7 separate regions of the Mus musculus genome follow, and all the other regions are linked to region 1. Evidence: chromatin loops called from intact Hi-C (ENCODE). Cell type or tissue: heart. All regions are shown on one strand. Region 1 overlaps Cradd (CASP2 and RIPK1 domain containing adaptor with death domain). Region 2 has its middle 15 kb from the start of Gm33230. Region 3 has its middle 26 kb from the start of Mrpl42. Region 4 has its middle 42 kb from the start of Gm29684. Region 5 overlaps Cradd (CASP2 and RIPK1 domain containing adaptor with death domain). Region 6 has its middle 17 kb from the start of Gm29684. Region 7 has its middle 31 kb from the start of Gm40744.

What was found. Peaks named below come from ENCODE experiments on the same cell type or tissue, not always from the same donor. Only the 100,000 strongest peaks of a DNase experiment are listed, where the experiment ranks them.
Region 2: a loop joins it to region 1, with 1.8 times the contacts of the local background. A loop is called at or near these places in 2 of 42 quality-filtered maps.
Region 3: a loop joins it to region 1, with 7 times the contacts of the local background. A loop is called at or near these places in 3 of 42 quality-filtered maps.
Region 4: a loop joins it to region 1, with 2.1 times the contacts of the local background. A loop is called at or near these places in 4 of 42 quality-filtered maps.
Region 5: a loop joins it to region 1, with 1.8 times the contacts of the local background. A loop is called at or near these places in 4 of 42 quality-filtered maps.
Region 6: it touches region 1 in a loop (1.8-fold over the local background); 2 of 42 quality-filtered maps call a loop at or near these places.
Region 7: it touches region 1 in a loop (3-fold over the local background); 2 of 42 quality-filtered maps call a loop at or near these places.

What each region holds. Positions count from the first base shown.
Region 1 is chr10:95,215,741-95,219,740 of GRCm38, reverse strand. The region is part of intron 2 of Cradd (CASP2 and RIPK1 domain containing adaptor with death domain); the gene reads left to right. Among named protein-coding and RNA genes, the nearest start is that of Gm29684, 72 kb to the right of the region's middle. In heart, a CTCF peak has its summit at 1,598 (motif pointing left); DNase peaks (open chromatin) are centred at 850 and 1,600; H3K27ac peaks cover 306 bases; H3K27me3 peaks cover 532 bases.
Region 2 is chr10:95,396,898-95,400,897 of GRCm38, reverse strand. It overlaps a transcript of Socs2 not described here. Among named protein-coding and RNA genes, the nearest start is that of Gm33230, 15 kb to the left of the region's middle. In heart, a CTCF peak has its summit at 2,178; DNase peaks (open chromatin) are centred at 1,017 and 2,177; H3K4me3 peaks cover 920 bases; H3K27ac peaks cover 439 bases; H3K27me3 peaks cover 281 bases.
Region 3 is chr10:95,474,421-95,478,420 of GRCm38, reverse strand. It overlaps the pseudogene Gm3619. Among named protein-coding and RNA genes, the nearest start is that of Mrpl42, 26 kb to the left of the region's middle. In heart, CTCF peaks have their summits at 2,053 and 2,255 (motif pointing right); a DNase peak (open chromatin) is centred at 2,280; H3K27me3 peaks cover 371 bases.
Region 4 is chr10:95,102,214-95,106,213 of GRCm38, reverse strand. No RefSeq gene overlaps it. Among named protein-coding and RNA genes, the nearest start is that of Gm29684, 42 kb to the left of the region's middle. In heart, a CTCF peak has its summit at 2,179 (motif pointing left); a DNase peak (open chromatin) is centred at 3,033.
Region 5 is chr10:95,300,864-95,304,863 of GRCm38, reverse strand. All of the region lies in intron 2 of Cradd (CASP2 and RIPK1 domain containing adaptor with death domain), which reads left to right. Among named protein-coding and RNA genes, the nearest start is that of Cradd, 21 kb to the left of the region's middle. In heart, no CTCF peak of the experiment used is centred here; no DNase peak of the experiment used is centred here; H3K27ac peaks cover 427 bases.
Region 6 is chr10:95,160,725-95,164,724 of GRCm38, reverse strand. No RefSeq gene overlaps it. Among named protein-coding and RNA genes, the nearest start is that of Gm29684, 17 kb to the right of the region's middle. In heart, no CTCF peak of the experiment used is centred here; no DNase peak of the experiment used is centred here; H3K27ac peaks cover 651 bases.
Region 7 is chr10:94,990,541-94,994,540 of GRCm38, reverse strand. No RefSeq gene overlaps it. Among named protein-coding and RNA genes, the nearest start is that of Gm40744, 31 kb to the right of the region's middle. In heart, CTCF peaks have their summits at 2,216 and 2,893 (motif pointing left); DNase peaks (open chromatin) are centred at 2,210, 2,870 and 3,550; H3K4me3 peaks cover 1,586 bases; H3K27ac peaks cover 1,559 bases.

The sequences.
Region 1 (4,000 bases):
GGGAGGCAAAGGCAGGAGGATTTCTGAGTTTAAGGCCAGCCTGGTCTACAAAGTGAGTTCCAGGACAGCCAGGGCTATACAGAGAAACCCTGTCTCGAGAAACCCTGTCTCGAGAAACCCAAAAAAAAAAAAAAAAAAAAAAGAAGAAGAAGAAAGAAAGAAAGAAAGAAAGAAAGAAAGAAAGAGAAAATGCCTCTATCAGATTAACCTGTGGGAAAGTCCGTGGGTCATTTTCTTGATTAATGGTTGATGTGGGAGGGCCCAGGTGACTATGGGTGGTGACACCCCTGGGCAGGTGGTCCTGGGCAAGCCAGTAAGCCGGATTCCTTTCTGACCTCTGCTTCAGTTCCTGCCTCTAGGTTCCTACCTAGAGTCCCTGCCCTGGCTTCCCTCAGTGATGAAAGTATCCTGAGAACCGAAAGGTGAAACGGGCCTTTCCTCCTCACTGTGTCTCGTCACACTGACGGCAACCTGAGAAAATAAGGACATTGTTTTACTCTCAGCATCGTGTGTGGAGTCAGAGGAGGCAGGACATGTGAGGACACTGAGAACCATGGGAACTGGGCCTTGTCATTGACCCCATGAGACTGAAGACTCGCTTTCCTGCAGCCTCCCTTCACAGCGGAGGCCACGGCTCTCCACTCCTTCCTTCTGTGGCTTCCTTGTATGTCAGAGACCACGGTGGCCATTCCTTTTTATTTTTCTACCCAGCCCCTGTTGTCCAATCCCTGTGTCAACAGAGAGTGTCCTTTCTTCCCAGAAGTGCCTCAGTACTTTTCCAGGAAGCTGCGTGTTCCCTCCAAGCCGAAGCTGAGCAATGCCTGGCGTGGTCATTTGTTTTCAGAGTCGCTGGCTTGTCACTAGAGTCAGCTAGAAAGTGCGAGGTGCCTGCTCAGGCCAAGGCCAGCACTGCTTTCCCCAGACTCACTGAGTGTGCGCAGCCTCGATACAGCAGGCCCTACGCTAGTCAGAAAGAATTGGAAAATGGGTGAGGCCGGTTACTTGTTGGTAATTTGAGACAGAAAGAACTGATTGGCTTGGGAAATTATAGAAAATGACTAAGGCACACAGCCAAAATTAAAATATCAAGTACACATTTTACTTTAAAAAAAAAAGGTTTTAAACTTTAAAGTATACCACCAGTTCCTAGGGATAAGGATGGAGGTCGGTGGGAGGGAGGAGGGAGACTGAGAGGCCAGCCTGAGCTGGTCAGAGGAGCTCCGTGGATTACCTCGTGTCCTTGCTAGCTCCCAGCTGGAAAACAGCATTGGATTGCCCACATTATGTCAGATGCCTCGGTGAACTTGGCTAAAACTCTGTATCTTCAGCATTCTAGACAGGAAGGAATTTTGTAGGAGAGATGTTTATAGAAAATAATACTGTAGAAAGACAAAGCCAAGATAGTCCAAGTTATTATATTGTCGTTGTCGTCGTCGTTGTTGTTGTTATTGTTATCTCTTTCACAAATCCCGTGTGGGGCTTTCTAAGTAGAGATCTTACAGTAAATAAAAGTAGTCGGAACTGTTTGGAAGGAACACCCTGAGCCTGAGCCTGCGCCGCTTCCTGTCTCCCCCACCGCTCTGTGGCTCTGCCCTCTACTGGAGTTTTCTTTGAAGAGTCATAAGCAGCTGGAGATGGATGCTGCCCGAGCGAAGGATGTTGTGGAAGCTGACCCAAGGCCACAGAGTTGTAGCCCATTTGAGGAACACTTTACGACTGCGGCTCCTGTAGAGCTCCTCTGGTTAGACAGTGCGCAGGATCCCTCCCAGGAACCAATGGCACTCCTGTCTCCTCCTCATCTCCCAGAAGCAAAGAGGTCAGCTCGAAGTACAGCTCCGCCAGGCGTGGCCTAAATACTGTGTGGGGGTTCACTTTGGCTCATCTGGAATTTCATGCTACCATATCCTGACTTCGAGTCTCTGCTTCTTTGGAAATAGTGAGGGCTTCACCCATTCTTTTTCTAGTTATTCAGAAAAATGAAATCTGTGGTTTAGTTCACCAACTGTCTTTTAGTCAAGAGATACTTGTGCCAGAAAAAAATCAAAGTACTTGAAGTTTGAAAAAGCAATGTGGTTTGTCAGGCTTAGTCACTATCTTTAACTTTACCCTGACCATATTGGCTCTTAGGTTCCAAATTTTGGCTAGAAGTGAATTTCTTATGATAAGAATGATATCCTGAATGGAAAGAGGTCAATTAACAGTAATTATTATCAGCAGCTCCTCAAATAAAAAGCATTGAATACATTCTATGTACATTCATGCACACACCCTCACTAGTCCTACAAATAACTGATCATAGCTTTCCTCTTCCGCCACTTCCTCCTCCTCCTCCTCCTCCTCCTCCTCCTCCCCCATCTCTGTCTTTATTCAAACATGGGGATCCCAGCTACCATAGGAACTTTTTGGAGAGGACTTATAAAATACAATGTTATATGAATAGATTTTCGTCGTTATGGAAACTAATATGGAAATCCTCCGAAAACTAAAACAATGTGGCCCCACTATTGGGAAATGAAATAGGTGGGTTGAGCAGATGTCTGCATTCACAGTGTCATTCTGAATAGCCAAGAGATGAAACTGACTTTAGAGACTGTCAGATGAATGGATAAAGGATGCACATACACACATTGTTAAGAGATGTAAGCCAGGCACAGAAAGATGACTGTCTCATGATTCCGCTAATATGTGAAATAGAGATCATAGAAGCCAGAGTAGAATGGTGGATACTGGGGGCCAGGAAGAGGGCTATGCTGGGAAGATACTGGTCCAACGATACAAAGTTTCTGAGAGACAAGAGGACACAGCATGGTGTTTAATAGTTAACAATGCAACATTTATTTTAAAACTTCAGAGAACAGACTTCAAATGTTAACACCACAAAACTATAAGTATGTGAGGTGATATTCAATGAATACATTTATTAGACTATAGTATTTTCTTGTAATTCTATTGTTATTTTATATTAATAATAAAAATTAATATTATGTTATTTCAAAATAGAAAGAGAGAGGAAAGTAATGCTGGTAGTTTTTTCTGTCTCAAGGCTAACTTCAGAAACAAATGAGACTTTCACTCAGACTGGTTGAATTTCTTCACTTATCTTTGTTTCTCTGCGTTAATTTGTAATAGTTTGAGATTCTGATAAGAAGTTTAATTTTAGATTAGAAATACTCATGAGAATCCTAAGATGCTGCTAACCACATGTAAGTTGGCACAGTTTTTCAAAACATTTCTCACTCTATGCTTCCCTGGAAAAGCTTAGAGAATAGTTCCTATTTGAAGAACGGACTGCCGGAGGGGTAGCCTGGTGTCACAGTGAAAGACTCAAGGGGGGTAGCCTGGTGTCACTCAAGATAAAATACAGAATTCAGGGACCTGGGCCTTAGAAATCATGGGGAGAAAAGGAAAGAGAAACTTGCAGAAAGGAGGCGAGAGGATGCTGGAGGCTCCTCCCTATTTCATACCATGGCCTTGGCTGGACCTCTCTATGGGAAGGATTCACATCTCACTGCTTTCTGTGTTAAATCATTTACACCCGAGAATTCCAGCTAACACCTGCAATGACTAGTTTGAAGAGTTAAATAGTAGAAATGAGTTAAGTAGTAAAAAGTTGCCCACCATTGATATTGTCTCTTAGGGGAGTTTAAAGTTACACACTAGCAATTTTTACAATGTCCACTAAGAATTCCAAGGTTAGTAGTTGTAGCAATTGCTGTTTTAGTGACTCCAGTAGCAATATTTTCTATAAAACGGTTAGAAGTTAATATATGTGAGATGCCTATCCAGTTATGGGGCAGTTGTTTGTTTAAGTCATTAAAGCGGATGCTTCATTATTAGGTATCTAGGTTTCTGCTCCTTGCCTATAAACCCAGAAGGGTGGGTCTTGTTCCGTGCCATTGTCTGTGGTGCCTAGAATATAGCACACTCAGGAGACGAATATTTATTACATGCATGAACAAATGAATGAGTTCTGTTTATGGTTGAAGGTCTGGAAGGCTGC
Region 2 (4,000 bases), 180 kb before region 1:
CTCCCTGTTGCCACCTTTTCTAAAAATTTCACCCACACAATACATGTAGTTTGTTTTCATCAGTGGTCGAGTATGGAAAGCTGTACTGAAAAGCAGTCTCCTTGGCTCTCCCCCTGTCTGTCTGTCTGTCCTGACTTTTGTTTTATGATTTCTGAGGCACTCTCATGTAGCCCAAGCTGGCTTTGATCTTCCTGCATCACCAAGGCTGGCCTTGAACTCTTCCTTCCATTTCCTTCATGTTTCCTATACAAGCCTGGTCTAACTTAGGCCTACACCTCTTGAAGCTCCATCCTATTGCTCCTGGGCTGGAGTGTAAACGGTATGCAGACAGTGCCCCGTAGTTTGTAGCCCAACTCTACTTTTTCATAGTCGATGCTGAATAAATGACTGTGTGAAGACTTATTCTTTCCAAAGATAGTTCCTGTTTTGAGGTCACTGTATTATTTATCAATACCAGTTTTAGAAGCTGCAGTTGCAAATAAATAATGTATTCACGTGAGCTTCTGTGTTGTTTTCTGTGTAACGAGTTAAAGAATGCATTTAATGGTACCTCAAGCTGGAAGTAGAAAAGATGGATTAGAAATGTCCCGCTCATTGCTTTTTATGCTTTTAAAATTTTTTTATTTTATTTTATTTTTTTAAACTTTGGTTTGGTTTTCTTTTGCTGTCGTGAGCCTGGGTCTCAGCAGAGGTTAGTGTCAGCTCGGCTGCCTGGGCTGTGAACTGCAGATGCCACTGTAGCTGAGCTCTGGGATTGGCTCACTGAGGTCCCTCACCGTGCTTCATGTGAGGTCCAGGAATGTATAGTTTTGCGGTCTGATATATTTTGATGGTTGCCAGATAAAATCGATGTCTGGCACTTTTTTCTAGGAAAAACACATTTAGACGTTTCCAAGCTGATTTGTAGGACTTCATGTCATTAGAACTTTGTGGCAGAACTTTTTCTCAAGTGGCTGAAAACATAAAGGAACTTCAGTCTCGAGGGCTGTTCCCAGCATGTCCTGGGAGTGCCAAAGCCGAGAGGCGGACAACGGCCTGGATTGTTTAGACGGCCTTTCTTCAAAAATAACTGAGTATCTGGACTTCTTCCAATAAGGAAAATAACAGCTTTAGCTACTGACACCAGATTAGTCCCACAACTTAGGAAAAACGGGGTACCTTTTCCTCAAGTTTCTAATAACATTTCTTAGTCTGGCTGAGAGGGAGGACTCAGGTTAGTCTTGAAGGTCTGATTGCTGTTTGCTGTTCTATTCTGTTTTTTGTTGTTGTTGTTTTGTTTTGTTTTTTTTCAAGAAGAGCCGGGTTGGGAGAAACAGACTGTTGTTGAAAGTTAGCCTCCCAGTTCAGGCGAGCAAATCACAGTCTTTTTCTTCATTTATGTCCTAAGTATCTTGGATGCGAGTTAAGACGCTATTATAAAGGAATGAAACAGAGAGAGAGGTAGAGAGAGAGAGAGACAGACAGACAGACAGACAGACAGACAGACAGAGACAGACAGAGGGAACCTGGTGATACACGCATTACTTTTTCTTTAAACTCCCTGGCTTCTCTCTAAGGCCAGCGGGTGGATAGCAAGTCTTTACTTGTTGGCAGTACACTGAAGCCTCTTGGAACAAAATGACTATTGAAAACAAAAAAGCAGCTTCGTGAGATACACTTCAGCTAGGGAGCCCAGGAGTAAATATTTTAGATTTGGAAGAACTTTAAAAAAAAAAAAAAAAGCTACAGATCTTCTGAAAGACTTGCCATTTAATTAGTAGGTTAATGAGGCCTTAGGACCGAAAACTTGGTCTGGTTAAAGCACCCACAAAAACTCAAGTAGAACCTGGAAGCAATTCGACCTTGATTTACAAACATGGTGAGGACTAGGGCCAGCTTTGGCTATTTCGAGGAACTGGATAGGGAGAGGGATCAATCAGGGAGAAAGCTGTGTGTGTGTGTGTGTGTGTGAGAGAGAGAGAGAGAGAGAGAGAGAGAGAGAGAGAGAGAGAGAGAGAGAGAGAGAGAGAGAGAGATCTCCTCTCCGGTCTCCATTCTTTCTGCGGGGAGGAGGGGGGGCTACGCTGTCTGGGGCTCGCCCTGGCTGAGCAGAGGGAAGGGCTGAGGTGCCACCGGCTGACGGCTGACGCAGAAGACGTTCTTTTTCTGCAGCCATCTGGGAGTGGCAGCTCCTCCTGGCGTCCAGGCGCCCTGCGGGTCTCAGGGGGTGGGGTGGGGTCCTTATGTCAGGCCACAGCTACAGAGGAGATGTCACCAAATGCGCATTGCGCTGAGCGCACGGCGCCGCTTTCCTCTACAGTGAATGGGTTAACACCTTCTTCTACACCCACCCCTCTGCCCCCACCGTTTACCTCCTACAAACAGAGTTGGGAACCTGGCTGCCACTGTCTGCAAACAAAGCACCTCTCTTGTTTCTGTTAATCCAAAGTAAATATAATCTTCTATTAGCTAGTTTCTCAGTTATTCTGACAGCAACCTACTCGGGGTTAAAAAAAATATCTAGCTAGTTCAGCAAGTCACTATGACGGAGGGACGGGACTGCCTACCTCCTTCCCCACTCCATCCCCTAGGACCTCTTATCTATTTGTAAAAAACTATTTCAGAATGTTCTAATGTCATAGAAGCATCTAATTTTAATCACTTTTTAAAAAGCACACACAAGCAGTATCATGCGTACATACATTCTGCTCTTTAATTTGCTTCTCAGGTTTGCTGTTTGGGGTCTGGATAGCTTTTCATGTCCTTACTCAGATCCCAGCTCTTTACATATTCCAGCCCATGAACACACTTGTTGACAGGCTTGGTCCCCATCAGTGGACGGTTAGGTTGTCTCTGCCCTCACAAACAACAGTGTATTAAAGCCTCTGGGCTTATGAATGTTCTGTGTGTTTATGGGCACAAACACACGGAGTAAATCCCTGCCCCTGGAACTTTTTTGGTGACGGGGTACTCACATGGGACATGTTAGAAGGTTTTCAAAGGCGGGTAGTCCTAGCAATATTTCAGACATAAATAAGTTATTATCTTTCACATCTCCAGCCTTTACCAGGCTTTCTTGAAAACAGTTAATATTTAAATGACACATTTGTTACCGAGAGCAAATCAGCTTGTGTTAAGTTGCTAATTAAGTGTCTTTAAAGTTAAATTTCAAGTCCCAAACAGAGGTCTCTGGAGTGTGCAATTCTCTGCCAGGGCCTTTAGAAACTAGCAAGAAGCCAGCCGTGACAAACTCATCCCAGTCTCCAGGGACATCAACGGCTGTGGCATGTGGCTCTGGAAAACTAGCTGCTTTGAGAAACTCTAGGGTGGGATTGGGAAGGGGTTTGTTTCATGTGTAAGAGTGTTGTCACCAATTAATTCACTTCAGAAACACTGACTAAACACAACCATAGCAAAAGTTTCTCCTCCCCCTGCCTTTCTTTGTACCAGCCTCCCGACACCAGATGGGAGCCCGGTTCTAGGAACCACAAAATTAATTTCCTGCCACTGAAAGGTGATCCAGCAAGGGGATTAGCTTTGCCTGAGGGTGGCTATACACTATATCTAGATCTTGCCCCCAAAGGGATATTTGGCTTGCTTGTGAGTTTAGTGGCTCAAAGCGTTCCACCTGCACCAAACGGTCCATTTAGCTCCTCACTTGAGTTTTCTAGGTAGAAACATTACAGATGAAACCAGGTTCCAATGGATGAGTCAAGTTTTAGAACTTGGGATTCAAGCTGCTATTAAATTGCATTATCGGCAATCCTAGTAGCACTGCCCCCTCCCCCATAGCCTTTTAGATTATAGTCAACCTTGAGGGTGGGGGTTGTGTAGAGTGTTGACAGTTGTCATAATTCCTCAAATAACCACTTGACTGAAAAAAATGGCTATTTTAAAAGCAAACTCCCTCACTCTCAAAACTCAAAGACAGTCACATTGGGATGGGGGGGGGGGTGTCTGGGTGGCATCCAAGAGGAAAACAAAGAAAAACAAACAGCAAAACTCAAACCAAACCAGTTAA
Region 3 (4,000 bases), 260 kb before region 1:
CAGCTCTCCAGACGCCCATGTATCATCAGACTTGGCAGCAGGCCCTTCCAGAGAGTTGGTAAATGTTCTATCACACTAATGTTAAAACGTTTGTCTGAATGTTATAAAATTGAGTGAAGATAATTTCTTTTTCAAAATCGATGCCTAACCAAATGTGCATAGTGAAGGCGATGCAACTGGACAGTCAGGAAGCCAAGTGCAATGTAAAGAATAGCTAATAAGTTGATTTTCCAGCTGAGCAGAGCGGCTTGGCTCTGCACCCTCAATGCCTTCTTCCGGAATTACATCAAGTTCAGAAGCTGTGTCTTGAAGATATGACTCCAGGACCACAGTACTTTTCCCAGAAGGTCTCTTAGTAATACCAAGTAGAATATGCTGTGGAAGCCATTGGACATGCAGGCACCTGTTTGGGAATTCTAGCCAATGATGGAGTTTTGCTTGCAGTAGAAGAGGTGTAACAGCCACAAGCTTCTTGATGGAGTCGGTTGGGGTTTTTTGTTTGTTTGTTTGTTTGTTTTCTGGAAAGTTGATAAACTTAATGAGGACATGGCTTGCAGCGTGGCAGGCACAACACCTGATGCTAAGGTCCTGACTAATTCATTGCTCAGAGGTATTTATTCCAGTAACAGGAGCCAATTCCACGTGCGCAGTTGTTTACAGCACTGTGCTATCACAGAGGCGCATGCGCAGTTTGGAGGGAAGTGTCCGGTTGCTGTTTCCTTGCTGTGTATTGGCTGGGGTAAGCACCATGGCTTTCAGGTCTGTTAAGAGTGACCCAAGCGCATGAGCATTGGAGACAGCAGTGCCCGAGCTGTGTCAGTGTTGAAACCAGACTACAACGCAGGAGAAAGGACTCTGAAGTCGACATTCGCTCTAGCTGTCAAGATGATAAAAAAATAAGACAATAGATGTTGGTAAACTGTCAGCTGAAGAAGTAGAAATGGCCACCCTAAGGAGAGAATGGAATGGCCGTGAGCATGGTCCTCAGGCAAAGGAAGTGGAACAGTTGACCAAAAACCAAGAAGAGGTAGAAGGGAAATCTCAGCAGGAGAAGGAGAGGGAATGGAAAGGAGAAATAGACAAAATCGTGGATTTTATAACTCCCGAGAGGCACCAATTCTGTTAGAAGCCGTCCTGGCCTTTCACTCCGGAAAGGTTTTCTTGTTTTTTCTTTTTTAAGTTGCCCATCAGGGAATTAGGCCATTAATACTGAATCGGATCCTTGTCTGTCCAGTTGGGTGCTTTATTGTAATGATGGACATCTTTATAAACATCTTAATCTTAATACATAACTTTTTGGAATAAAACTTAGACTGACAAAAACAGAATAGTGAACAAAAGAGAAGAAGGTTAGCAATAATTGACAGTAATGTGAACCTCTTGCCCAATGGGAGCACTTAGGTTCTCTCTCTTTTTTTTATTGCATCAAAGAAAGTAAGTCTGATACAAGCTTGTCAGATATACCAACTTTGCTCCTAACTTTAAAACACTATTAGTCTTTTTCAAATTTATACCGAACAAAGCTATTTATATTGAAAAAAATTTATATTGACTTATCTGAACAAAGCTATTTCTATTGAAAAAAATTATATTGACTTATAATAAAAGTTTTACAAAGATCAAGATAAGTTATGAGCATGAAAGAACAAGGCTTGTAAGTAAAATTAAATAATTAAAAAGTGTTTCTGTGAGTCCAGAGTTGACCAATGTGGAACTCTAGAAGGCCAAACGCAGTCCTGTGTGAGTACTTTAGCAAATTAGACTTTAATGTATTGAAAATATAGATTAATGTAGTTCCTGAATTATGTCTTTTTTTGTTTGTTTGTTTGTTTTTGTTTTTTTTTTTCGAGACAGGGTTTCTCTGTGTAGCCCTGGCTATCCTGGAACTCACTCTGTAGACCAGGTTGGCCTTGAACTCAGAAATCCGTCTGCCTCTGTCTCCTGTGTGCTGGGATTAAAGGCGTGCGCCACCACGCCCGGCTCCGAATTATGTCTTTCATGTGTTGCTGATTTTGAGTTTTCTAAACAAATAGTAACCCATCACAGTCTTACTTCCTCTGTATCTTCCTATCTCTTCCATGGCTGAGACAAAACTATTACCTTCCTCACTACCCTTCTATGAAAAACCACTTACAGGTTTTAGTGGCCATTTACAATTACATGTGAGGGATGCTACTTTAAAAGCAGCCCTAGGAAGAGCCGGAGAGGCTGTGTTGCCTTAACCTGCGGAACACATTCTCGACGAAACCGCCAGAGGGCACTGTGACACAGCATTCAGCCTGAACCGCTTACCCTGTGGTTGTGACTTTGAAATGCCAGAATGGCAGAGAATTTGAACATTGCTACTTGAGAAAGGGTGGTTTGATAATGTCATTGCCGGAAGTCGTTCTACTCGTCTATCATTAAGTATTTATACAACAGCTGGTTGTGAGAAGATCTGCTTTCTAGCTGGCCAACTCAAACATCCTTAAGATCAGTGCTACTTGCTAAATATCGGCCGTGCTACTTATATTTTTCTAATGACATTCCCAACTGTGGATGTTTTTCACTATCATTTTTTTTAATTAAGTTTAGGTAGAAAACCTTGACTTACTCAAAGATAACATTGTTAACTGTTTTTGTACTTTCATATATAAAAATAAATCTTTTATGTATATTTAAAGACATCAGATTTCTTTTTGTTAGAAAATATGTTTTTTTTTAAAGATTTTTCTTTTAATGTGTATGGATGCTTTCGTTGCAGGTGTGTCTTAGTAACATGTGGGTGTCTGGTGCCCTTGTATCTCCTGGGACTGTAGTTACAGACAGCTGGGAACTGACTGACATGTGGTGCTGGGAATTGAACTCAGGTCCCCTGGGAGAGCAGCCAGTGCTCTTGACTACTGAGCCATCTCTCCAGCCCTTGTACTTTCTTTTTTGTTTTTAATTTTAAATGGTGTGTGTTTGTTTGTCTCTCGTCTCTCCACATGTGTCTGTCTGTGTATATGTTTGTCTGTCTGTCTGTCTCTCCGTGTGTGTGTGTGTGTGTGTGTGTGTGTGTGTGTGTGTGTGTGTTCTGTTGGGGACTGATCTCAGGGCTTTCTTTATACATGTCAGGCAAGCACTGTGCCTCTGAATTGCCTCCTCACAAGGGCTAAGGGTTTTGTGACTCCTTCTTTTGGTCCCACAAACTCCTGCCTTCCTAAGAAGCTAACAACTCTAGTCCCAGTCAGCAGAGGTAAGAGAACCCATTAGTTAAGACTCTTGATTTCCAGGGCCAAGAAGCCCATCCATCCACAGTAGAGTCCAGCAATGGGAGTCTGTTGGAGGAGGATCACAGGACTGTAGGAAAGTGAAGCTGGACCATGGGGAGACGTCAGCTGAGGACTTGGTTCCTGCCAGTAGGCTTGCTTTTCATCTTTTGTGGTTGTTGTTGTTGTAAACATTTATTCAATGTATGAAGAGGGTGTTCAATTCTCTCTTTCTACCACATGGGATCTGGATATTGAACTTGGCCGGCTTGACGGCAATCTCTTATACCTCCTGAAGTGTTTGGTAGTTCCCCGACTCCTGGTCTGTGTGTGTATGTGTGTGTGTGTGTTCATGCATACCCTGGTGTGGTGTGAAAGACAGAAGACAAACTTGGGGAGTTAAGTTTCAAGGCCTGAACTCAGGTCATCAGGCTTATACAGCAAGCACTTTTACCCATCAACCAGTTGACGTGCCCATTGTTAAGCTGCTTGCCTCCTCCTCCTCCCCCTCCCCCTTCCTCCTCGTTTTCTTGTTGTTGTCGTCGTCATCGTCCTCGTTGTTTTTGAGATGAGGTCTCATAGCTCTAGCAGGCCTAGAACTTACTGTGTAGGCCAGGCTGGCCTCTGTTTCCCGAGTGCTGAGTTTGAAGGCATGTGCCACCATGCAGGGCGGTTAGGCATCTTCTAGTGTGGTCATTTGATGAATGTCTGTCTCTCCTACTAAGCTGTAACCTTCACAACTGGGATTGATGACCTTATTAAGTTATGTG
Region 4 (4,000 bases), 110 kb after region 1:
CTGGAGTGAGATGAACCATGAGTCTAGAAACATTTCAGTTCTGACAGAACACAAAGATCTTACCTAAAACAAACAAATAAAACCTCAATGCATGGCAATGAGCAGAGATTCTATAGGACTAAATGTGAGGAGTTAGCAGTGCCTGCGTCCAGATACAAACGTTTATCTAGCACCCTGTCATAACTATGTTAATTATTCATTATTGTTACATTATTGAACAACAATTCATTATTGTTGTTGTTGTTGAGTAGTATATATACTACTGTGTGTGTATGTGTGTATATATATATGGACATATATATATATATATAGTATATATACTACTATATATACTACTGTAGAAAGTGCTCATCAATATCTCTTATACATGAATGAATGAATGAATGAATGAATAAGCTAAATGATTTTGTACATTAGGAAATTAAAGTCAAAACCACTGTGTTTTGCATTCTGCAGAATGGATACACAAAGTTGGCCTTAAGTAATAGCTCCCTTCCAGAGACCGTAAACATGGAATCTCCTAGAGATTGAAAACTATTATTCTACATGTAATTATAAACCAAATGGCATTTAATTTATCTTTCTTCCTGGCTGGGGTGCTACACATTATAAAAATTTCCAGAAAAGGAATGGCGGGCAGGAGCAAAGTTTCCTTTGATGTCGTAATGGCTGATGTTGACTGTCAACTTGAGGGGATGCGGAGTAACCACAGGAACACCTGCCTCATCTGTGTACATTCCTGTGTGCAACAACCGCAGGAATAGCTGCTAGGTCTGTCTGTGTGGAAGCATCTAGATGGAGTTAATTGGAGTAAGAAGAACCACCCTAAACTTGGATGGCACCACTCCAGAGCTAAGGGTCCTGAATTGAGTAAGAAAGGGAGAGTGTCTCCACTGGGCTGTGGACCTGGCTTGGTGGCTAAGAAGACATACTGCTCTTGTAGGTCCTAAAATTAGAATTGGGCTGCTCACAACCACCTGTGAGTCCAGCTGCAAGGAATCCAAATCCTCTGATCCCTCTCCCCCTCCCCCTCCCTCTCCCTCCTTCTTCCCCCTCCCCTCTCTCTCTCATACACACACATAAACACGGTGGGGGGGGGGGTTCTCAATTAAAAGTAAAATCCTTTTTAAAAAGAGGAGAGACTAAAGTTTCTACTCTCTGATTTTAGATGCAGTGTGACCAGCTGACACAAAGCTCCTACTTAAACAGTGAGCCAGAATCAACTTTTTCTTCCTTTGGTCGTTGGCTTTCATCTGGCATTCTAGCCCAGCAACAATCAAAGGAATTAATGCAAATATTACCTTTCAAATGTTTGAGATCTACTTCTCAACCCTGCCTTCCCAGAAGTCAATGGCCCACAGGAGTGAGTCTGTCTTCTTGTGGGGAATAAGAAAGGGAAGCTGGCCCTTCAGAGTTTGTGCCTTTGTATGCACCTGTAATGTTGCAAAAGTAATCACCGTTGCTTAAAAGACCTCCACTGTTTGCTAAGTACTATGGTAAGTTCTTGGCTTTCAATTCATTTACTCCTCACTGCAGCCTTTAAAGTACCCTGATATTCCTCTCTCTCATGGGATGGAAAACCTGGGATCAGGGTTAAGTTACTTGCTTATGAGTCACATACTGAACATGATTCAAGCAGGACTCTACCCTAAACCTCTCCTCTGGGACTCTTCAACCCATGGGCCTCATGAGAGCATTTCTTTTCTGACATATAAGGCAATTGCTTCTCATTTTAAATTTCTTGAAAGTACTCTATGTCTTGGATAACTTTAGTTTTTTGCTTTCTTTTAAATTTTATTTAATTTTTATGTTATACAAAATGAAAAAAAATAGGGGGTTGGAGAGATGGCTCATGAATTGAGACCACTTATTACTTTTCTAGAAGATCTGAGTCTGGTTCCCAGCACCCAAGTCAGGGCAGCTCACAACTGCTTATGACTCCAGCTCCAAAGGATCTGACATCTCTGTCCTCCTCAGGCATCCAAATTCATGTCCATATGCCTACATGTACATACATCACACAATCTAAAATAATAAAAACATATTCTTAAGAGTAAATGATTAAATCCACCCCATCCCCCCAATATTTCCTCTCAATTTGCTTTTTTTTTTTCAACCACCAAATCTACTGTGTTTTATGTCTTCTGTGTTTTATGAGCATGAGTGTGGGGCCATCTACTGGAGCATGGATAGTTGCTCAGAGGCCACATCTCTGAAGCAAACTGACTCTCCTGCCTCCAGCAGTCATGGATTCCCATAGCTCCTCACCTAAGGGTGGAATTTGGTGACTTTCTCCACCATTTGTACTGTGATCTTGTCTGGCTTGATTTGAATGGGTCTCATGCATGCATGCTGTCATAGCTGCTGGGAGCCCATGTGCATAACTGACCTCTCCTGTTTCCCAAATTCTGTTTCACTGCAGTCACCAACTGTCTCTGGCTCTTACAGTCTCTCCACCCAACCCTTCCTCAATGATCCCTGAGCCTCATGGAGAGGGGAGCAGTATTAATATCTTGTTTAGGCTTGATGACTTTAATCATGCATATTTTTATTAATACCACTAAGGGCTTTCTCCCTTTTGAAACACGGTCCTTCTGCCATGAAATTGAGAAGAGTGAGTCTGCATAATAGTTTTACTGGAGGCCTTGCAAATTGTGGGATTTGGGTAGGATGCAGAACTTAAGACCCACATTACTGTAGACTACATGATGTCATAAACTGGAAGACATAAACTCATACATTTATAGATTAAGCCTGCTGTCTACACTTACATACCTTCTCATGGTTTTCTCCCTCAATTTGGGACCTTAAAAATTCACAACTCGTAGTGAGCATCCATCATCAGTAGATGACCTAAAGAATGCTCAAAATGCTACTTCTGCCTCCGTTTCCGGGGGTAGGGCGAGGTAATTTTACCTTTCTGAGTTTCCCCAGCCTCTTGGGTGGTGCATCCTGAGGCTCCAGATGTCTTTCTTGGCTTCAAGGACGTTTGGTCTTCACTATCAACCCATCCCCCAAATTATATAAACCTGAACCATGCTGGCTGACCTCTTGATATCACAGCTCAACCACAGCTGGAGACTACAAAACATTTTGCAGTTACTCTTACTAGTGGATTACATAATAGACACATCCTATCTCAGCTACTTGAATGGGGAATAGAGTCCTTCCTTGTTCTGGCTGTTGGCACTGCTTTTTTGCTGTAATCTTTTGATTTTTTGATAGAGATATGCTGGCAGTCAGTATGTTCATATTTTTCCAATGGAAGTCAAGTGTGATCATTTAGTGCTCCTCAAATATGGGTTGTTCTGTACTCAGCTGGAATTGCCATAAGAGTTTATTTAACTTCTGCAGAATTCAGATATTGTTCAACTCTAGCCACAGCCAAGGTTCTGGCTTTCACTTTAGTTACTCTCTGACTGTCCCCTTTGGAGACCCCTGGCTGCCCTTCCCATTCATCTATAAAGATTGACTGCCAAAACTCTGTGGCATTTTAGGGATTCTTTTTTCAATTTCTCTAAGCTTATTGTTAATCTATTATGTGGTCCATCTCATTGACCCTCTTTAACCCGATGATGGTCGTTTCTAAAGCTGTGTCTTACTGGAAGCTTTTAGGGCTTCTCATTTGATAGAGAAGTTTCAGGCTTGGTACTGTAGTCTTTCCCTCATAAATCCCCCTGATCTATTTCCCTTTGTCTCAATGACCTTCTCAGCTGACATCACCTTTGGGCTGGTTGCCTTGAGAAACGGGAGAGATTGGGTATGACAGCACTAAGCAAGCATCCTTAAGGCATGGCGAGTTCTAAAGTAACCGAATCTCAAGGCTGGGTGGGTACCTGGATATTGGTTAGTCCTAGATCCCTCCCCACACAAGAATTTGTTCTTGAATATTCACAGTCCCTCTCCTCTGCTAGAATCCTTCCAAGCAGAGATCATTAGTTGGCTGAGCCAACTGTTCTCTTGTTTCAAGTTCTAATTGCTAGAGTTATTCAATTGAACT
Region 5 (4,000 bases), 85 kb before region 1:
GTCCCCATTAAATACAGGAATAGACCTGTGATTAGACCCTTTGGAACCCATCTTTGTCTAGGGCCAAATCTTTATTCAAATGAGGGAAACTTGAAGAGTGAAAGTCTGAAGCCTTCAGGATTGGTCCCCTCTGCACTGATGTTCCCAGGCTCAGTGTCCAAGCAGACAAAATGAAAGCCACCTCTCCCACAGAGCCCAGCGGCTCTCTAATCCAAGAGCCATCTTTTCTGGCTGAACAAAATAATATTCTGTACATAGTGGCTTGAACTTTGGTACAGGTTTGCGCAAGTCAGTTTTTGTCAGTTTAGAGTCACCTGAGGAAGAAAGGACCCCAGCCAAGGGCTTGTCTCCCTCAGACTGGCCTGTGGGCATGTCTAGATTAGTGATTGATGTGGGAGGTCTCAGTATACTGTGTGTGGGGCCATTCCAGGGCACATGGTCCTGGGTTCTACGAGAAAGCAGGCTGAGCAAGCCCTGGGGAACAAGCCAGGAAGCAGCCCTCCCCCATGGCCTCTGCTCTCACTCCTGCCACCGGGTTCCTGCCCTGCTTGAGCTCCTGCCTTGGCTTCTGTCCATGAACCCTGGTGTAGAAATGTAAGCCAAATAAACCCTTTCCCCTCCCCGAGACTTTTGGTCGTGGTGTTTATTACAGTAACAGAAACCAGATTAAGAAGATGGCGAGTTCCCCACACGTCAGTGTGGTCAACACTGGCTCCCAGGCACGCCACACTATTTGGGGGGTTTGGGGACCTTTACGAGATAAGGTAGGTAGGGTTGGTTCCTGGGAGGGCATGCATGCCTTGAAGTTACTTCTGCTCACTTTCCTGTCCACCATGATGCGACCAGCCTTTTCTGTCCCATGCTCTGTTTCCATTTGGCTTAATCTCACGAAGCCAACTGACTTGTGACCGAATCCTCCAAACCATGAGCTAAAAGAAATCCTGTAACCTCCTGTAAGTGGTTCCTATCAAGTCCTTGGTCCAGGTGTGCAGAAGAAACTAATATATTTACTAAATTCTGTGCCTCTGCCCTGGTCCACATCTCTCTTCTAGGTTAATCTCTAGCCCACCTGCTGGGCTGGTTGTTAGCTTAGTTCTCTCTTGACCCTTCGTTTGGTTCATGGAGATATACAGAGATGGTGGGGGTTCTTGCTGCTGCCTTCTGCTCTGCACCACTCTCTCAGCCTTCCATTTGGACAGTCTGCAGTTTTCTATCTCTGCCTCTTTTAGGAGGCGCACAGTTTTAAAATGAAATCAAGTCTTCAATAGAAAGAAACGCTTATTTAGTGCACTGTAGGAGGCAGAGGGCCAGGTGGTAACAAAACTATTGCCTGCCGCCTGATTTCTTTTGTATTGTTGCTGCCTTGCCATGGAATATAGAGTGTAGAAGTTGGGAACTTGTGGCTTCAGTTATCCTGTCTTGTGTGACCTATGACGTAAGAATAGATTGTGTACGTGTACATTTATATACAAATGTGTGTGTGTATATATGTATATGTATGTATGTGTATGTATGTATGTGTGTGTTGTGTTGTGTTGTGGGTGTTTGTGTGTTGTGTAAGTGTGTATGTGTGTATATGTATATATGTATGTGTATATGTGAGTATATATGTGTATTGTGTATGTTTGTGTGTTGTATAAGTGTATATGTATATATATGTGTGTTGTATGTGTTGTATATGTGTGTGTTGTATATGTGTGTGTTATGTATGTTGTAAGTGTGTATATGTATGTGTGTATATGTATGTGTATATGTGTGTGTGTCCATGTATATATGTGTGTGTCTGATACTTTCACTCTGTGGCAGAGGCTGGCTTCCCATTCATGATCTGCCTGTTTCAGCCTCCTGAGTGCTGAGGTTACAGCTGTGTACTTGTAACCTGACTTCTAAGAATGGTTTATACTTCCTTTTTTTTTTTTCTTTCGTGAAGGTGCAGAGGAACAAACCCAGGCTTTGCACACGCTAGCCAAAATCTCTGCGACCGAGCTGCACCTCCAAGTCCAATTTTAAGTGGCCAAAAAGACGGAAAACAGTTTGTCATGGCAGTTCAAACCCAGCGTGCAGAAGTAAAGTTTTACTGGAACATGCAATGCTCTATTTGTTAACATGCTGTCTCTGGCTGCCCTCACACCACAGCAGTGGAGTTAAGCAGCTGCAACAGAGCTCTTGGGGCCACACAATTCCAAATGCTCCAGTGAGAAAAGCCAGGAAGCCTGTGACTCCTCTGCTGGAGTCTCAGTGCTGGGTTAGAGCAGGTGCTCAGAGTTAATTGTTTGGGAGGAAAGCCTAGAGGGACTTTCCTGAGGTAAACAGTCCCTGTGGAGCCCGTCATTATCTCTGCCACTTCTTTTGAACTGGGTTTCGCCAGAGGAGATTTGTCATACCAGACCCATTGAGCCTTTTCTTTCTTTTCTCTTGCGTGCAGAAGAGGAGAGAGAGCATTGGGTAACGCTAACTGATAGTGCCTTTGTGCTCTGCTCACTCACACGAGGATCTGGTTTCAGGGTGCACCCAGTTTAGTCTCCAGGTCTTGAAGTACTGGGCTGTGAGGTAACATTGGGGTTTAAGTACTAACCACACAAAGAGTTATGCAAGGTCTGCCCCATGAAGCCTTGCTTTTTGTTCCTGTCCATCGGGTACTTTATACATTCCCACCCAACCGTCCATCTTGGCTTTGTTCTCATCTCTTTGGAAGGAAACCATTAATTACCAAATCTCAAGAAGTCCTAACAAGTGATCCTAAGCAAAGTTGAGCATCTCTTCTGCAACCCGAGCTGGTCATTGTGCGGGTTTTGCCTTTTATTTTGAGGTGCACCTGAGTTGGGTTCTCTGCTTCCTATGGACTGGTTAACATGGACAGTGCTGTGGGCTCTAAAAGGCATCAAAAAGATGACATCAGAAACTGAATGGAGCGAGAGCCTTTCTCCTTCAAGAGGTTGCTATGTGGAAAGAGGCCTGGGAATTTGTGGATTAGTGTCTTTCCTTTCCTTTTTTTTTTTTTTTTTATGGTGCTGGGGATTGAACCCAGAGTCTCACAGATGCCATAGCACTGAGCCACATCTCTAGCCCCTGGATGTAAATTTCCAAACAGCTTACAGAGAGGGCTACAAAGAAATAACAGTGAGACAGGTGTCACGGCTTCTACCTTTAGCCCTATGACTCCAGAGGCAAAGGCAGATAGAATCCCTGTGAGTTCAAGGCCAGCCTGGTCTACATAGCAAGTTCTAGGTCAGGCAGAGTGAGATAATGAGACTCTGTCTGGGAGAGAAAACAAAACAAGAGGCAAAGGAAAACAAAGCGCTAGTGAGTTCTACACACAGTACACACACACACACACACACACACACACACACACACACGCACACACACACACACATACACACACAGAGTCTGTTGTCCCCAGGCTCCTGTTCATGGACTTTGCCGTCTTTACGACATGACTTCTGTTCTCATGGTCCTATGTTGCCTCTGGAGTCATTCTAGAAGAGAGAGGAGACAAGAGAGAAGACAGCAGAAAGGGGGAGTGATACTCCCTGTACCCCAAGGAGAGCAGCTGTTTAATCAAACCCCAGTGCCTTGGTCTTTTGGGAATGGTAACCACACTTTCTAGTGGCTTTGAAGGCCCTAGCTTCCCGTGTTGATGATCCAGTTCCCCAGTCGAGCCCAGCAGGGCTGTTTTGGAAGAGAGACATTTATCAGCTTTTTCTTTCTGATGTAACAACACCATGTCTTTTCACGTGCAGTTACTACCTCCCTCCCTCCCTCCCTCCCTCCCTCCCTCCCTCCCTCCCTCCCTCCCTCTTTCCCTCCCTCTCTCCCTCCCTCCTTCCTTTCATCCCTCCCTTTTCTGTTTCCTTTTCCTTTTCTCTTTAGTTTCCAGTCTCTGTCTCTCAAAAACAAACAAACAAAAATCAACCAAAGAAACAAAATGAAACAAAATCCCCAAACTCCAACAACAACAACAACAACAACAAGAAGCACCTTCATTTTCAGGTCCCAA
Region 6 (4,000 bases), 55 kb after region 1:
GCTGGGCAGCTTGCTCTGAGGATCCCTCATGCCTTCCAAGCACTGGGGTTGTAGGCAAGCCATGACAACGGACTAGCATTTCCATTAACCCTGGAGATTTGAACTCTGGTCTTCATACTTGTATGGCAAGCACTGTATCCACTAGTCTACCTCCCCAGCCACCTCCTATACCTTTTCCCATCAACTCTGCCGGCTTTTCTTTGGGACAGGTAGCTGGATGTGACTTGTAATGTTTCCAGCCTAGGACTTCAGCTATAGTTTAATCATCTGATGTTCTTAGGGACCACAGGGTGAGCCTTGTTTACCTTACTTATTTTGCAGGCTGGAGAAACTGATGCCCAGGAGGAGTTGCACGAGAGGGGATGGAAAAAGTAAGGGGCTGAGATAGAGACTTGCTCTGTAACAGGTGGATCTTACATCCCACTCCTGGTGATACTGATATACATATATGTATATGTATATGTATATGTATATGTATATGTATATGTATATGTATATGTATATATATGTGTGTGTATGTGGTTTAATTTTCCCTTTCCCTGCTATTACAGGGAAGACACAGCTGCCTCACTTTTGCCAGCCACACAGAACATGAGCTCCTTGTGGCAATCTGTAAGGAACCCTTCTCGCTCTCGATCTCCACCCCAGATCCCCTCTTCGGTGCCCGTGAAGCCCAAGTCAAAGCTATTCCCAAGATGAAATGTCATTAGCGTCCTCTACTCTTGGAGACATACTCCTCCTGCCCTTTACCTCCTGTCACCACACTCTGCTTTCCACACAGCTAATCTGATGTAGCCACCAACAGGATTGGGACATGGCCTGTCATGTGGATTTGTTAACTCCAGCAAAGATTATCTAAGGTTGCTCTTGGCTAGAAAGTTTGGGTTCCCAAGTAAAAGCCAGACAATTCTCTTCCCAGCTCTGTAAACAACTTTCCAATGGGGATGCCCGCTCCTGATGCTGTAGGGCCCGAGTGTTTCCCAAGCCACCGGACAGGTCAAGCTGCCCTTTGCAAGTTGTTGCATGCAGACTGGCCTCTTTGTTTCCCCCCTCTTTTTCCTGACATTGTAAATTCCAAAGAAATGCTTATGATGTTAAATGCCAGAGTCATCTCTACCAGGAACAAGGAACAGAAAAACCCAGCAGGTCATCAAGTCTTTCAATCAGCAATCTTCCTGCACAGAACCCAGAATATCAGTGATTTTTTTCAGATAACGCCAGAATGAGCATCAAAGAAGTGGACCACTGTAGGAGTCAAGATTGCTCCGGCATTTACCTAGCCATCTGTAGCTAAAGAGTGCTGTGTTAAATTTGATGTGCAAGTTCCTCACTTACAGTTGTTAGGGAGGATGGTTTGTTCTGGACAGGAAGGAATCTATCAGCTTCAGCTTGCTGGCTTGCTGCTGGTAAAAGCTCCTTTCTCTCCTGTCAAGCTGTTTCTCAAGTCCCCAGCTTCCTCAGGAATCAGTAGAATGAGCCTTCTCACAGTGAGAGACCCGGAGTTTACAGCTGTAAACTTACAGTGAGCACATCAGGCACTAACATGCATGGGTGGGATTTCCAGGCACAAGAGAGACTTGGAACATAGAAGGGAATCCCATGGCCAGACTGTCAGCATGGTGGGGGAGGAAAGATGAATGGAATGTTTTGCAGTCTCCCCACCCTTTCATCGTTCTCAGTCAGGATGGTTCCTTATAGCAAAAGAGACCAACAAGAGATCAGGAACCCAATGTTTAACAGCATGAGTGCCTGGGTAATAGGAAACAGAGAGTAAGAAAGAGTAAGTTCAGGCTGAAATCCCATCCGTTCCTAGAACAGAGAGGGGGGTGAGGGGCAAGGCTCTGCGGAATCCTGGCAGGATACTCAGGAAATGCTCAGCAAACATGATTAACATTTTCTGTGTGCTTCCGCTTCATGCCTTCCCTGTTGGGCTGCGTTTCTAGTTGCGTAGAGTCAGCCATTCCTCTTGGCGCTGAGAGGAGACACCTTAGCAAAGGAAGATTTCCTTTTGAGATGGAGATTCCTCTATAAAAAGGCTTTCTTCCGTTCTGTCATCAGCTTCTCCTGTACCAATAACCAGTTCAAAATATTCCTTACACCGTAGAGGCATGTTGGGCGTGACATATACCAGCGCCCGACAGTCACATTTTGTAGGAGCAGGTTCTGAACTCTAAGCATCTCATACCCCCCCCTTCCCCCACTGATTCTTCTTTTTAACTCTTGAAATGGCTTTGAAAAATACTTCACCTGTTACCACAGACTTCCTTGCTCTTGGCTGGCTCACTTAGTTATTTAGCAAACAAGTTTTCCTAGTGTCTCCAGTGCACCACGATAGGTATACTTAGACGGAGGCTACCATAGCTGGAGAACAAACAAACAAACAAAATAGGCCCTACCCTCATAGAGCTTTTAATCTTCTTTAAATTCATAACTATAGTAAATGATAAGAAGCAAACTACGTAGGCTAGAGAGGAGAGATGGCTCAGTGGTTAAGAGCACTGGTTGCTCTTCTAGAGGACCTGGGTTCAATTCCCAGCACCCACACAGCATCAGAAACTATCTGTAGCTCCAGGTTCAGGAGATCCAATTGTCATCTTCTGGTCTCTAGGGTACTGCATACACGTGACATATATACATACATGCAGGTGAAACACCCACACATGTAAAATAAAAATAAATGAATCTTTATAAGGAAGCAAGCTATGAGAACACATTAAGGAGAGTTTCTCAGTGAGGGGGGTCACAGGCTGTGGGTCTGGACTCTGGATCTCTCATCTTGGTCTGACTTCCATCTTGCTGGCTCGGTTGGTTGCTTTATTCATCTGCTGCTGTTACTGGTGTTTTACGATAAAATTCCCAGTTCCCCAAGTCCTCACAGACTGGGTTCAGTATGGCAGCTGAAGGGCAGAGAGGAAGTTCAATCATTGACCCCCGAGTTTATCCCAAGTACTGATGTGAATTTTAGGTTCAAGCAGAGGAAGAATTAGGGCATTGGGAAAGAGAGGTGCCTAATCAAGCACTTTTGGTCAGGGTGTGATATGGTTAATCACTGTCTCAGGCTTGCTTCTGCAAGGTGGTTGGAAGAAGTCCTTATTGTATAATAAGGGACCACTTGTTTTTCTCGAAGGGTTTGTTTCTGCTTGGGGGTAATCTCATCACCGGCTGATCTGTCTTCAAAAGTCTGTTTCTAAAACCCAAGGTAGGTTTGGGACAGTGTCTGGGTTTTGTGGGGCACAGAGCCAGACCATGGGAAAGGCTGATGGTAAGACACCTCGGTCACTCTCATCTTTGTGTCTTTAGTTTTGAAGCAGGACAAAAATAGGTTAGGTGTCATCAGGTTCAAGGGGGGACACTCCTTAAGTCATCAATGTGCCTATATGCCGAGTTCCTAAGGAGTGGCCATTATGCCTTCACAGAGTTCAGCTGCAGTCTAGGGTTGCTCGTTATCAAAATTGAGAAGAACAAAAGAAGTTACGATAATCCACATTTCTGTTTCATGGTAAAGATTTAAGAGAGTAATAATATGTACAGTTAAAACATTTTTTAAAATGGGCAATTTCATATACTATTGAGGAATATATCACTGTATAGCCTTCAGTGAAGAGCAACTGGTGGTTATAGACATCCCATAACTATGGATTCCACATTAAAGAACTCAAATAACCAAGAACAGAAAGTATTGGAGATTGTTCAGGACTGATGTAATCCCTACCACTATCCCCAACACACAATAGTAAAATAGCTGTCGACATAACGCTCACATTGCATTGGTTACTAACAGTGGTCTTGATGTGACAGTATACCAGGGAGCATGTGTGTGCATTATTTGCAAATACTATCCAATCCCTGTAAGGAGCTTGTGCGTTCACATATTCTGGTACCTGCAGGGAAGGCACTAGAACCAATTCCCTGTGCATAACACCAGATGACTGTATACATTAAAATTAAAATCTTAAATATGGGTTTGATTCGATTCCACAATGATTTTTTTGGGAAGACT
Region 7 (4,000 bases), 230 kb after region 1:
AGGCCGCGGGAAGAGCATATGGGTGAGGAAAGGTCCAGTTAGGGCTTGGTTAAAGAAGGGGAACGAGACTGCCGCCATCGTGAAATGAGCAGAGAGCAGGCGGCCAAGGCCGGCAGGGCAGACCACGAAGGCAACAGGAAAGACGCTGCCCGCTATAGGAGCGCACAGGAGGAGCAGTGGTCTGAACCCCTTATTCAGAGCTCTGCCTGCAGTTGCAGGTAGAGGTGATGACCTGAGCCTCTGCCTTCTTCTGCCTTCATTGTTCTGAGAATGACACAGGCAGGGCCACAGAGAGCCCACCTGCCTGCTCTGGGACTACAGATAACATGGATGGTGGAGGCAAACTTCTCTGTCTTAGTGAGGCTAACAAGCATACTGGACTTGTCTTAATCTTTTTTTTTTTCTTTCTAACTATCCAGGACCCAGTCCTGATTGCTGAGTAGATATTTCCTTGGAACTGAAGCATATGCCCACCTCCACCCCAACTCGAACAGAGGCTTGTTAAGGAAATAAACAAAACTTCTGAGTTTCAAGAAGCTATGGAAATTCACAAGAGGGGCCCTCCCTTCCCAACACCATATAAGGAGTGACACTTTTTTTAAAAAAGATTTATTTATTTATTATATGTAAGTACACTGTAGCTGTCTTCAGACACTCCATAAGAGGGAGTCAGATCTCATTACGGATGGTTGTGAGCCACCATGTGGTTGCTGGGATTTGAACTCAGGACCTTCAAAAGAACAGTCAGTGCTCTTAAGCGCTAAGCCATCTTTCCAACCCGAGCAGTGACACTTACTGGAGGTAGGAGGCCGGGGGAGGGGAGATGGGACTGGAGCCCAGCCAACCTGGGTCACACACACCGGAGAGTTGTGCAGAAAGCTCTGGGGATTATGTGGTTAGCAGTTTGGGGATAAGCTTTTTCAGCAGTGCCACAAGCCTTTGTGTCACCAAGTAGCCCTAATAAATTCACTGGCTCACCACAGTAGAATTGTTCCTTTGGTCTGCCGTGGATGTCCTATCTGGGTCAATAGACATTTCTTCATGTCTCCCCAGAACACACTAATTCTTAATTTCACCTGTTCTTAAAGGCCCAGACCCAGAATCATCCCTTTGTAACACCTCTCAGCCAGCAGCCTTCCTCCTTGGTCTCTAAGGTCCTTCCTGCATCCTTGGTACCTGCATCCTGATACCTGCTCGGCAAGCACTGAGAAACAGCTGCAGCACCCAGATGGGCATCTTGTTTTTAGAGCGTGTTAAGCCTCACAGGCAATGAGTGATGTGAATTCAACATGCAAAATGGCTGGTGCTCAGCCCAGGAGTGTGGTGCAAAGCTGGAAACAGAGTCTAGCCACACTCTGCCTCTGGCTTCACCTAGAGAAGGGCTATGCGGAGAGCAAAAACTCGCAACTTCCTTTGTTAAGTTTGCAACCCAAGAGGGAGGGGAGGCAGAAAAGAGTCCTGGCTGAGGTTCAGGTAAGGCTTGTTGTCATCCCCACCCCCACCCCATTCTGCCTCTCCTCTCTGGCTGTCATCTCAGGCATAGCTCACTCTTATCCCTACAAATATCTCTTCAGTTATCTCCTTTCCCACAAGTTACTTCACCCAAACCAGCAAGCCAGCCCGCTTTCCCAAGCCAGGTCCCTGGCATCCAGAATGTGCCTAATAAAAACACATGTTGTAAAACTAAATGAATGAATGAATGACTTTTTTTCATGCAAAGAAGAACGAGCAAATCAAATGGGGGAGGGGCCGGAGGCTCCCAGATTTTAAAAGAATGTATTGCATTGATAGATTAGATTTTCTCTCTCTCTCTCTCTCTCTCTCTCTCTCTCTCTCTCTCTCTCTCTCTCTCTCTCTCTCTCTGTGTGTGTGTGTGTGTGTGTGTGTGTGTGTGTGTGTATGAAGCCCGGCAGGACTCTCCATTCCGAACAAGCTTTCTTTAACTGGTTTCTCAGTGGGGTAACCTCTCATTTCCCAGGAGCACCAAGAAAGGCAAATCAATATTCACTTAAGATAGCAATGTGCCCTAGAACCACAGGGGCCAAAGGGGTAGAACATCTCAAGACCGCGTCCAAGGTCAAACATAAGTGTGTCCGGAATTATCTCAGTGTAATGAGCCAGCTGGCCCCTGGTGCTTCACAAGACGGCTGGGTAAAGATTCGGGCTGGCCTCAGGCCTTGGCCCAGCAGGGAGCTGAGACGGGGGAAGGGCGCCCTCTGCCGAGGGTGAAGAAAAATACAACCTGGCAGTTGGTGAGCCCTATGCCTAGATTTCACTTCTAGAGGGCCATTTAAAACAAAAAACAAAAAAAACCTCAACCAGAGATCAAGCCAAGGAGCTGTTCCTCACAAGCCCTCTCTTAGCCCCTTCCCTTCAGCCCGGTGGCTAATTGCAGTCCTTGATCCCAAGGAGACAGTGTCCCCCCACTCCTGAGGCCTTCGTTTCTAAGAAAAAGACGGCCGATTATTACTTTTTTTGTTCCCTATTACCTTCCTCATCTTGGGCTCTAGAGCTCCGGAGCTAGGGGTCTTGGTCCTGAGAAAGATCTCAGACACTTTTGAGTAGGAGGGAACTCAGACACACCCTAAAGCCACACACACACACACACACACACACACACACACACACACACACACACACGTCAGTTGCCTGTCTATAAAACTGCGAGGCTGTATTCGACAGTCGGGAGGTTCCAACTCTCGTGGTGCCTGCCTGGTGTCCTATTTTAGACCCAGAATGCGTCCGTCCGCAGAGAGAGAACAGCGGCTAATGAGGGATCGTGAACCAACAGAAACAATGGCTGGGGACCACCTAAGCACTTTCCTCCCCCAGGGAAGGTAGAAATGGCTTTCTAAGGACCTGCGTCTCTTTATTGAATCTTGAGTGACACCTAGTGGTCCACCCGCCTCACCGTTGCCGAGGCTTCTGCTCAGAGGAGCTTTAAGTAAACTGGAGCTCATCTTTGCCTTCAAAGACCTGGGGAATCAAAGACAGCCTCGCTGAAGGTTTCTAGCACTTCCCCGCAAGCATTGTCCTACGTGATTCCGAAAGAAACGCTCTTATCTGGAGAGCTTGCTCAACTGGCACATCGTTCTAGCAGCGAATGTGTTAAGCTAGACGCTCTCCTAGGTACTGGGAACACAGATGTCCCAGTCTAGGCTCCTGCTCTCTAGAAACAGCCTAGGTTGGTGCAGAAAATGGACCCGGGTTTGGGGGAGTGTTTTATTTAAAAAACACCATAGTCCACTGGAAAAATGGAGTGTGTGTGTGTGATTTGTGGATGGAGGAGAGCAGTCACCACTTGAGCTGGGTCCTGGAGGTCAAGTAGCGTGACAGAATAAAAGTGGATTGACAGCCCACAATGTACACATCCTTCCACTCCGTTGTTCAAACAATGAACTTGAGGGCTGCTGGGAAGAGAATCTGTGGGTGTGGTTAAGATCCCCGGGTCTGCCAATCTTAAAAATCTAAAGCTTGTCCAAGGCAGGCCTCGCCCAATCAGCTGAACACTTTAAAGGGACTGGAATGTTCCTGGCAGAAGAGATTGGAGACTCAAAAGGACTCTTGTGGAGTTTTCTCTGATTGGTTGTTCATTAGGAATTTGGCTAGCCGGGAGAGAGCTGAGAGCCAAACTGTGAGAAAGTGAGTTCTGACAGTGGCCAGGGCGCTGGGAGAGAAGCCAAAGCTTGCTTTGCGAAAAACCAAGTCCCAGCTGACGCCTGAGTTTAGCTTTGCAACACCACAGAGAGAGGACTCAGGCTGTCTGTGCTGGTCTATAAAACTATGATTAACCAATTGGAGGGGATTTAAGCTGATAGCTATGCAATGTGTTCAGAAGCCACAGAAAAATGGAGGGGGTTGGCCACTTGGAGAACAAAAGCCATCTGGCCAGCAGGACCATGCAGGCAGACGACAAAGGAAAACGTAGCATTGAGAACAGGCTTTGGATGGGAGGCACAGTGTCCTTGGACAGACTGATGGCTCCCTGTACCCCTGTGTT